2 separate regions of the Homo sapiens genome follow, and region 1 is linked to region 2. Evidence: chromatin loops called from intact Hi-C (ENCODE). Cell type or tissue: endothelial cell of umbilical vein. All regions are shown on one strand. Links, peaks and the distances in the headings refer to the core of each region. The heading gives the core; the rest is flanking DNA. Region 1 overlaps LOC105376815 (a long non-coding RNA gene). Region 2 has its middle 110 kb from the start of IFFO2.

Evidence for each region. A loop is a pair of places that touch in the nucleus more often than their neighbours do. Peaks named below come from ENCODE experiments on the same cell type or tissue, not always from the same donor. Only the 100,000 strongest peaks of a DNase experiment are listed, where the experiment ranks them.
Region 1: it touches region 2 in a loop (2.3-fold over the local background); 4 of 110 quality-filtered maps call a loop at or near these places.

The regions. Positions count from the first base shown.
Region 1 is chr1:18,970,328-18,974,711 of GRCh38, reverse strand. It overlaps LOC105376815 (a long non-coding RNA gene), which reads left to right. Exons shown (of 3, transcript XR_947015.2): 3 at 3,423-4,234. Among named protein-coding and RNA genes, the nearest start is that of IFFO2, 16 kb to the right of the region's middle. In endothelial cell of umbilical vein, for the core only: no CTCF peak of the experiment used is centred there; DNase peaks (open chromatin) are centred at 1,521 and 2,001; H3K27ac peaks cover 898 bases.
Region 2 is chr1:19,065,688-19,070,071 of GRCh38, reverse strand. No RefSeq gene overlaps it. Among named protein-coding and RNA genes, the nearest start is that of IFFO2, 110 kb to the right of the region's middle. RefSeq lists an enhancer at 1-131 and a silencer at 1,343-1,637. In endothelial cell of umbilical vein, for the core only: no CTCF peak of the experiment used is centred there; no DNase peak of the experiment used is centred there.

The DNA of each region.
Region 1 (4,384 bases), core at 153-4,152, 95 kb after region 2:
GCTGGACCAGGAACAAGGACGCTGCTGTGGCCTTGTTTGAGGTCCCACTGACTCAGGAACAAGGCAAGCCTCTTAGTCTGTTTCCTGGCTCATAAACCAGTGTTTATAGGGTACTCTTCTCTGATTTCCTTCCCTTCCTTCCTCTCTCTCTCTCTTTCTTTCTTTCCTTTCTTTTTATTTTATTTTTTTTTTATTTTTTGAGATGGAGTCTCTCTCTGACGCTCCGGCTGGAGTGCAGTGGCATGATCTTGGCTCACCACCACCTCTGCCTTCCAGGTTGAAGCGATTCTCTTGCCTGAGCCTTCCGAGCAGCTGGGATTACAGGGACCCACTACCATGCCTGGCTATTTTTTTTTGTTGTTGTTGTATTTTTAGTACGACGGGGTTTTACCATATTGGCCAGGCTGGTCTCAAACTTCTGACCTCAAGTGATCCACCTGCCTCGACCTCCCAAAGTGCTAGGATTACAGACGTGAGCCATGGCGTCCGGCCTGTCCTCTGATTTTCAAGGGGCTGGAAGGGACACCGCAGGGGCAGCTCCTGGCATGGCCCTGGGACCCCCGTGAGAAAGCAGACTTGTACTTGGGCAGGCTAGTACAAGTTTGCTTGTGCTCAGTTTGCTTGATTCAGCTGGGAGCAGGGGTAGGGTGGAGGTGAGGAGGAAAAAGATGGGAGGGAACTCACCTTTACTGAGTATCTATCCCATATCTGACACTGCATTAGGCACTGGGGAGTTGTCCCCTTAGGCAAGAGCCAGTCTCCAGTCCCACAGAACCCCTGATCGATCAACTCCAGGGTGTGTGGGAGGGGAAAGAAACTGACAACTGCAAATACAGTGCAGTATAACAGCAAAAATTTATCGAGCACTTACTATGTGCAGGGGTTTCACGGGTGTTATTCAATCCTAACACTGATGCCAGGCACAATCTACTGTCACTGCACCCATTTTACAGATGAAGCAGCTGAGGCAAAGAGAGGCTCAGTCACTTGTCTAAGAACACACAGTTAGAACTAGGAGGAGCCAGACTGGAACCCAGGCTGTTTGGCTCCAGAACTTGCAGTCTAAGCTGCCCGTTCTACGGTCTTATCAATAACAGGAGGCACGGAGGCAGCACGGGGGACAGATCTCCTCTGTTGGGAGTGAGACTGGAGAACACAGTGGTTTCCATACTGATGCCTGATTGAGGCTTTGAAAAATGAATAGGAGTTAGGTATAAAAGAGGCAGGGAGGGTTTTCAGCAGAAGGAACAGCCTGTGTAAAGGTAGAATCCTGAGCTAGCACATTAGGCTGGGGAAGTTGTAACTGGTAGTGATATTACTTGGGGACGGGTTTGGGAGTTACAATTCAGGATCGCTGGAGCATCAAACATAAGCAAGGGAGAGGTGAGGTGAGGCTGGAGACCAGGCTCAAGCCGCAGAGGACCTCTCCTGTCCTGCTAAAGTGTGTGAACTTTGTATAAGACACAGTTCCCTCCCCAGGGGCCTGTCCTGAGCTTGAGGAGACGAGCCACATTATTAGGAAATGATGATGAATCCACGGCTTCCTCCCATAGAGTGAGGGCAGAAGAGGAAGGGCTGCAGTCCCAGCTACTCGAGAGGATGAGGCGGCAGCATCTCTTGAGCCTAGGACTTCAAATCCAGCCTGGACAACATAGAGAGATATCATCTCTTAAAAAATAAAAATAAAAAATAAAAATAAAAAAGAGAGATAGTGGGAAGTGTGTGGGGGACATGCAGAACGGAGCGGGTGTGAGTTGTGGAAAGAAAGCTCAGTAAAGCATATGTTATTTTTAGCCCTGTGTATCCTCCTGCCCCTTTCAAATCTAACTTGATTTCAAATCCCTGCTTGCTGCTGACTAGCTGTGTGACCTTGGGGAAGCCACTGAACCTCGCTGAGCCTTAGTTTCCTCCTCACCTATAAACTGGGTGGAAATAAATGATGACAATCTCCCAGAGTTTCAGTGACGAGTTCACTGGATCTTTGCCATATCACCAAGATCTTTGCCATATTAGCTAACCACCTCCACCAGGAGGTGGCAAACTCTTTCCATAAAGGATTAAATAATAAATATTTTAGACTTTGCAGCCCATTGTCTGTTGCAACTACTCAACTGTGCCATTGTAGCAGGAAAGAAGCCTTACACAAGAAGTAAACTAATGAACCTGGATGTATGCCAATTAAACTTTATTTATGGACCCTGAAATTTGAACTTCATATATTTGTCACTACCACAAAATATTATTATTTTTAGAGACAGGGTCTTGTTGTGTCACCCAAGCTGAAGTGTGTGGTGTGCTCATAACTCACTGTAACCTCAACCTCCTGGGCTCAAGTGATCCTCCCACCTCAGCCTCCCAGGTAGCTGGGACCACAGATGTACTCCACCATGCCCAACTAATTTTTAAATTGTTTGTAGCAATGGTGTCTTGCTATGTTGCCTAGGCTGGTCTTGAACCCCAGGCCTCAAGCTATCCTCCTGCCTCAGCCTTCCAAAATGCTGGGATTACAGGTGTGAGTCACCATGGCTGACTCACACAAAATAGTATTCTTCCTTTGATCTTTGTTCCAGCCATTAAAAAATGTAAAATCCATTTTTTTTTTTTTTGAGGCAGAGTCTCGCTCCATCACCAGACTGGAGTGCAGTGGTGTGATCTCGGCTCACTGCAACCTCTGCCTCCCGGGTTCAAGCAATTCTCCTGCCTCAGCCTCCCAAGTAGCTGGGACTAAAGGTGACCGCCACCACGCCCAGCTAATTTTTGTATTTTTAGTAGAGATGGGGTTCCACCATGTTGAGCAGGATGGTCTCGATCTCTTGACCTGGTGATCTGCCTGCCTTGGCTTCCCAAAGTGCTAGGATTACAGACGTAAGCCACCATGTCTGGCCATAAAATCCATTCTTAGTTTGTGAACGGTGCATAAACAGGCAGTTGGCCAGATTTGACTCGACTCATAGTTTGCAGACCTGTGACCTAAATTATTATATATTTTTTAGATTCACCTTTTACTTACTTAAACAATTCCTTTGAAAAGGAAATTTTCATCATACCAACGTCACTTAACATAGATACAAGATGGCCATGTAACTATGATAGGCAGGGTGCGGTGGCTCATACCTGTAATCCCAGCACTCTGGGAGGCTGATGCAGGCGGATCACCTGAGGTTGGGAGTTTGAGACCAGCCTGGCCAACACAGTGAAACCCCGTCTCTACTAAAAATACAAAAATTAGCCGGGCATGGTGTCACGTGCCTGTAATCCTAGCTACTCAGGAGGCTGAGGCAGGAGAATCGCTTGAACCCGGGAGGCAGAGGTTTCAGTGAGCCAAGATCGCACCATTGCACTCCAGCCTGGGCAACAGAGTGAGACTCCGACTCAAAAAAAAAAATGATTAATGCAAATTTACATTATTAAATTCTCGACAGACCTCTCATCTGAGCCTGGGGCTTGTTCTTTCTTTGTTGAAGAGGAATACAGAGGTGTCAAGGACAGATGAGAACAAGACTGAGACTTTCTACTTGTTGAAATCTGCGAGAAAAAATGGGAAAGGAATGAATGAGAGGTTATCTCTTAATGTAAGTCAATGTTTATTCAATGCTTTGCCTTGTACAGCCTCAAATCATCTTGGGATCCACGGTGGGAGGCAGCACTGATGTGATGTCATCCAGTGCCTAGAGATGAGCCTGGCTCTATTACTGGAGACCGCTGGTGGCTGCATGGTGCCCTGAGTTATAACCAAGATTGCTGAATATCTGGGGAGAAAATTTCTGTCTCTGATCAGCCTCGGGGGCATGAGTCAACCTCTGCTAAGTGTTTTGAGCTTGCCTACTGACAAGTTGATGGCCAATGCAGAGAATTATTATTCTTAAGAAGATTGTAATCACAACTATGATGAATCCAGGTTGATGAGACATTAATGCCTGAAAGCTTTGGAGTATTTTTGAAAAGCATCGCTAAAATAATAATTGAAATCGCAACAAGGGGGAATCAAGAACATAAAAGCTGACTGAGATAACCTCGCAACCCCGCCTGCCTTTTCTAGACACCAGCTTGCTGGGGGGCTTCATGAGGCTTGTGAAGAAGACAGGACAAAAGAGTCAGGCTGTTGGGAATTTTAAGGTCCCAAGTGACATGATGCCTTCTGATGTTCCGGGCCTCAGTGGCCTCATCTGAGAAATGGGAATGATAATAGCATATGTGCATGGACCAGATGAGCTCTTCTGGTCCTGTTCCAATTCTGCCAGCTCTTACTCGATGAGATTCTTAACTCCTGGTACCCAGGTGATTGCAGCATGCCAGGTGCTCTCGTTCTGGGAGGAGTACCTAACTCAGGGGTAGTAAACGCACTGCCTGGGGGCCAGATCTGGTCCTTAGATGTTTTTTATTT
Region 2 (4,384 bases), core at 184-4,183:
ACCTACGCAGGCTCACACAGCGAAGTGTGGAGCCACGATGAGAACCCAGATGTGTTTGGCTCTGAAACCCCCTTTTCAGAGAGTGTTGCTGGCCTGGGGAGACTGGTTGCTGTTCATGCTGGGGTGCGGGGACCAGAAGGAGGAAGAGGGTGAAGGCTGACTTAGGGAGTGTGACCCAGTTTGCTCTCTCCTGTCCCCATGGCCAGCGGAGGCAGCCTCAGGGCCCTGTACCTGAGGATGCGGCTGAGAGGTACATGTCCTAGGACTAAACAGTTGCATTGCATGGGCTCTGAATTTGGGGTGCCACTTCCCATCAGAGGGCAAGGGCCGCATGGCATAGAGGCAAGACCGAGGGCTCCAGAGGGGGCCCAGCTCTGCTGTGGGACTTGAGCAAGTTTCCTAACCTCTCTGTGTGGGTGAAGATTCAAGGAACAAATACAGAAGGTCCTAGAACCTGGCACAGCCCCGGCACAGCTGGCCTTAGCTGTGACCGTCAGTGTTACTGTATCAGTGTGTCAAGGAATCACAGATGACTGGATGTGATGGCTCACGCTTGTAATCCCAGCACTTTGGGAGGCCGAGGCGGGTGGCTCACTTGAGGCCAGAAGTTTGAGACCAGCCTGGCCAACTTGACAAAACCCCATCTCTACTAAAAATACAAAAATTATCCGGGCATGGTGGTGGGTGCCTGTAATCCCAGCTACTTGGGAGGCTGAGGCAGGAGAATCGCTTGAACCCTGGGAGGCAGAGGTTGCAGTGAGCCGTGATCGCGCTACTGCACTCCAACCTGGGTGATAGAGCAAGATTCCATCTCAAAACAACAGCAGCAACAACAACAAAAACCAGGAATCACAGAATGTCTGGGGGAGGATCTCTTAGGCTCCACAGCACCCCTCTCCTTATCTTACGGGTGTCAGGACAGATACCCAACCTGACATGCACACACACATGTACACGCCTTCCAGGCACTCACGAGTTCAGTTGCTTTGGTGACATCTGTTTGCTTTCCATGCTTTATTTCTGTCTCTCTGCTCTGTGTTTCCTGCCCTGGGGGGGCTACTCCCTTCCTCCCCATCCTTATCTGTTGCTCAGTCTTGGAGCTTGGCCTGGTACCCATGAGTTGCCAACCTGCCCCCTTTGGCCTCCTTAACAGGCCTGGAGAAGCTGAGCAAGGCATGTGCAGAGGCAGAACCGTTTCTGCTGCCGCCTGGCCGGGTCAGAGGGACCCTGCCCTCCAGAGCATCAGGGCCCCAGCCTGGGATGGGAGGGCTACCGGCTGCCATCCGCCCTGGGAGCTGCCCCTGGCCAAGGGTGCCGGGGTCGGCACCCACTGCGTTTCACTCTGTGCCCCTTTGCCCTGACTTCAGAGCTTGAAGGTGAACTCTGACCCCTTCACTCTAGGGTTGGGGACAGTGGGCATGGAGAGCAGGAGCGGAGTTGCCTGAGGCCCCCAACTTGCAGTCCATCACTTTCCCACATCGCACACAGGCCAACAGGGTCCCGGGCACGTGGGGCCTGGCAGCACTCCAGGTGGGCACCCAGCAGTGTGATGACTTCCTGGAGGAAAGAGTGGGGTGGGAGGTGCCTGGCTTGAAGTGTGGGGGGAGCTGGTGCTCTGTTTTAGGGGTCAAAGTGACGATGGAGTATGAAGACAAGTATCCCGCCAGCTCACCTCCTCTGGCTACTCCTGGCTCTGAGTCGGTGCCGATCTCCGGCCACTGCCACAAGCCCCAGTGACCTTCAGCATCTGCAGCAGGTTGCGGGCTTCCTCCTGAGGGGTGTGGGGTGCCAGCCTCTGGCAGCCTCTCGGGACATTGCCAGAGGTTGGGCAGGCCTCTCAGGAAAAGGGAGATGAGCTTCTGGGGCGCTGGGGTGAGGAAGCTGTGGTGGGAGGTATCTAAGGTCACCACCTCTGACGGTGGTGGGACCCACAGTGGGTATGGGGCAGCAGGATCTGTGCTTTGCTGAGTTTCTGAGTCAGGGGGCTGGGACAGGACCAGAATTAGCCCCAGGTGCCAAGTTTACAGGGGGAAGTCATCCAGAGCCCCGAACTCTCACGCAGGATGGGAGGTGGGGGTGTTCTGGGCATGGGCAGGAGTGAAGGGCACAGGGTCTCAGGCTCATTGTTCTTTGGACTCTGTTCCTTAGATCCCTCTGCTGCCTTTGGCCAATGACCTTGACACCCCATCCACCCCTTCTGTCCACAAGCCAGCTTGGTCCCGACAAGGAGTCCTGGCTGGACCCCTTGTTAGGCTGTTCCCGGCTTCAGAGATCTGGGAACTGTACCAGAGTTGTATTTACTGAGCACCCACTCCAGCAGGATCACCATGCCTCACGTGATCTCCAGTCCTTTTACTGTTGTTCTTCCTGTTTTACAGATGAGGAACCTTAGGCTCAGAGAGGCAAACTCACCTACCCAAGGCTGCACAGCACGTAAGTGAGATGCAGCCTCCCTGTCCAGCCAGCCTGAGCCCTGCTTCTTCACCTGGCCCTGCTCCCCATCTGGTCTGGGCACGGATTGGGTTAGATCATCCCAGCTCCCAGCAGGAGGGCACAGCTCTGGGATCCAGGGTTTGGCCAGGTGCCCAGCAGGCAGGCAGGGCAGCCACAGCCAAGGGTTAACTGGCCGCAGGCTGGGAGCCGTGCTCGGGGCTGGGCGGACAAGGTGCAAGGCCCTGGGAACCAGCTCCAGGCCGGGCTGACAGGGAGCTCCGCAGGCACCCCCATCAGCCCTCGTGCCAGAACAAACAGGGCAATTAGGAGGTGGCTTTTGTTTGGTGGGGCCTGAATGCTGGGCATGGAGCTGCTGGCGCTTCAGCCCCTACCCCCTCATGTGGCGGGAATCTGCTCGTTCACGGGACAGGGTCACATGCGGAGTGTCACAGCAGACAAAAGGACAATGCCACTCTGTTTCCTCGCCCAGTTTCAGAAGTGATGGCTGGAGGGCTGCTGCTTTTCACAGCACAGTGTGAATGGGGCCACCAGTCCCTCCCTCCCTTCCTGTCCCGGCAGCCAAAAGGGCTCCAGTCACCTCAAGAGCCATCGATCACAGGGGTGGCCCAGGCCATGGGACGCGGGCCCAGCACCTTCCCATTTCCCTCGCTCTGGGTTCTGCCTTGGGGCCCCACTTGGAACCCACTGTGCAGGGCTGGATTCCATACCCGACGGTCGTGTCCCGAGTCACCTCTCTGAGGCAGGCACTGTTAATCCCATTCCAATGAGGGAATCGGGGCTCGAGGATGAGGTTGCTTCACCCAAAGGAGGGGCTTGGGTTAGGGCTGCTGGGTGAAATTCAAGGTGCCAAGTTAAATCTGAATCTCACATAAACACCAAATACATGTAAACCTCTGACGGTGGCGGGACCCACAACGGGTATCGGGCAGTGGGATCTGTGCTTTGCTAGGTTCCTGAGCCCAGTGGGCTGGGACAGGACCAGAATTAGATCCAGGTGCCAAGTTTACAGGGGGCTCAGCCAGCGCCCTGAACTATTACAGTCTTTAGTATGGAGTATACTAAAAAAACATGACTCACCATTTCTCTGAAATACAAACTTCCCTGGACAGCCTGTATTTTTATTGACTAAATCTGGCAGTCCTGGCACAGGTGCTCACAGGACGTGCTGAGTTAAGCCAGCTCAGGCCCTGACCTCAGGGAGCCCCCTCTGCTTCAGAGAGACAAGTCCCAGACACAGGTTCCCACATGGAGGCCGTCGGAGCAGCAGGTGCCCTTGCCTGGAAGCCAGGACAGGCCTGGAGTGTCAGGAACAGGGACGTCGAGGGGCTGGTGAAGGGGCCAATCTGAGCGCCACGAGGGCCCTGAAGTGCTGTGAGCAGGGGAGGCAGGTTCCAGAAGCCTCAGGACCCCGCCTTTCTGCAGCGTTTCCTCTCCACAGGACTGTGCTGAGTCCTGGGGAGGGGGTGGGGGCTGCTCCAGGCGGCTCCCCAGCCCCTCCCTGCCTCGTCTCTCTGAGGCCGCTCCCTCCTCTGCCCCACCACACCTGCCAGCTCTGCATGGGGCCCCGAAGCCAGGGCTGGGTGGAAAGTGGTTGAGGTTGGAGTCTGGGGCCAGATTGGGTTCAGGGCTGGCTGGGCAACAGCCCTTCACCTGGCCAGGCCTTCGGTTTCATGTGTAAAGCAAACATGCCTCATTGGATTCACCAAGAGCCTGGCACAGAGGCGGCGCTGGAAGTGCGTCATTGGAGTTATGAAGGACCTACTCCCAGGAAGGGTCTTCACAGAAGCGGTTTCCGTTCCGTCTAAGGAAAACACAGCTGACAGCAGGGCTCCCACAGTGACAAGAGCTGTTTGGAGGTAGTGAGTCCCCTGTCATTGGAGGTATCCAAGCAGAGGCCAGTCTACTGGCCGTGCCTCAGATGTGTCACTTG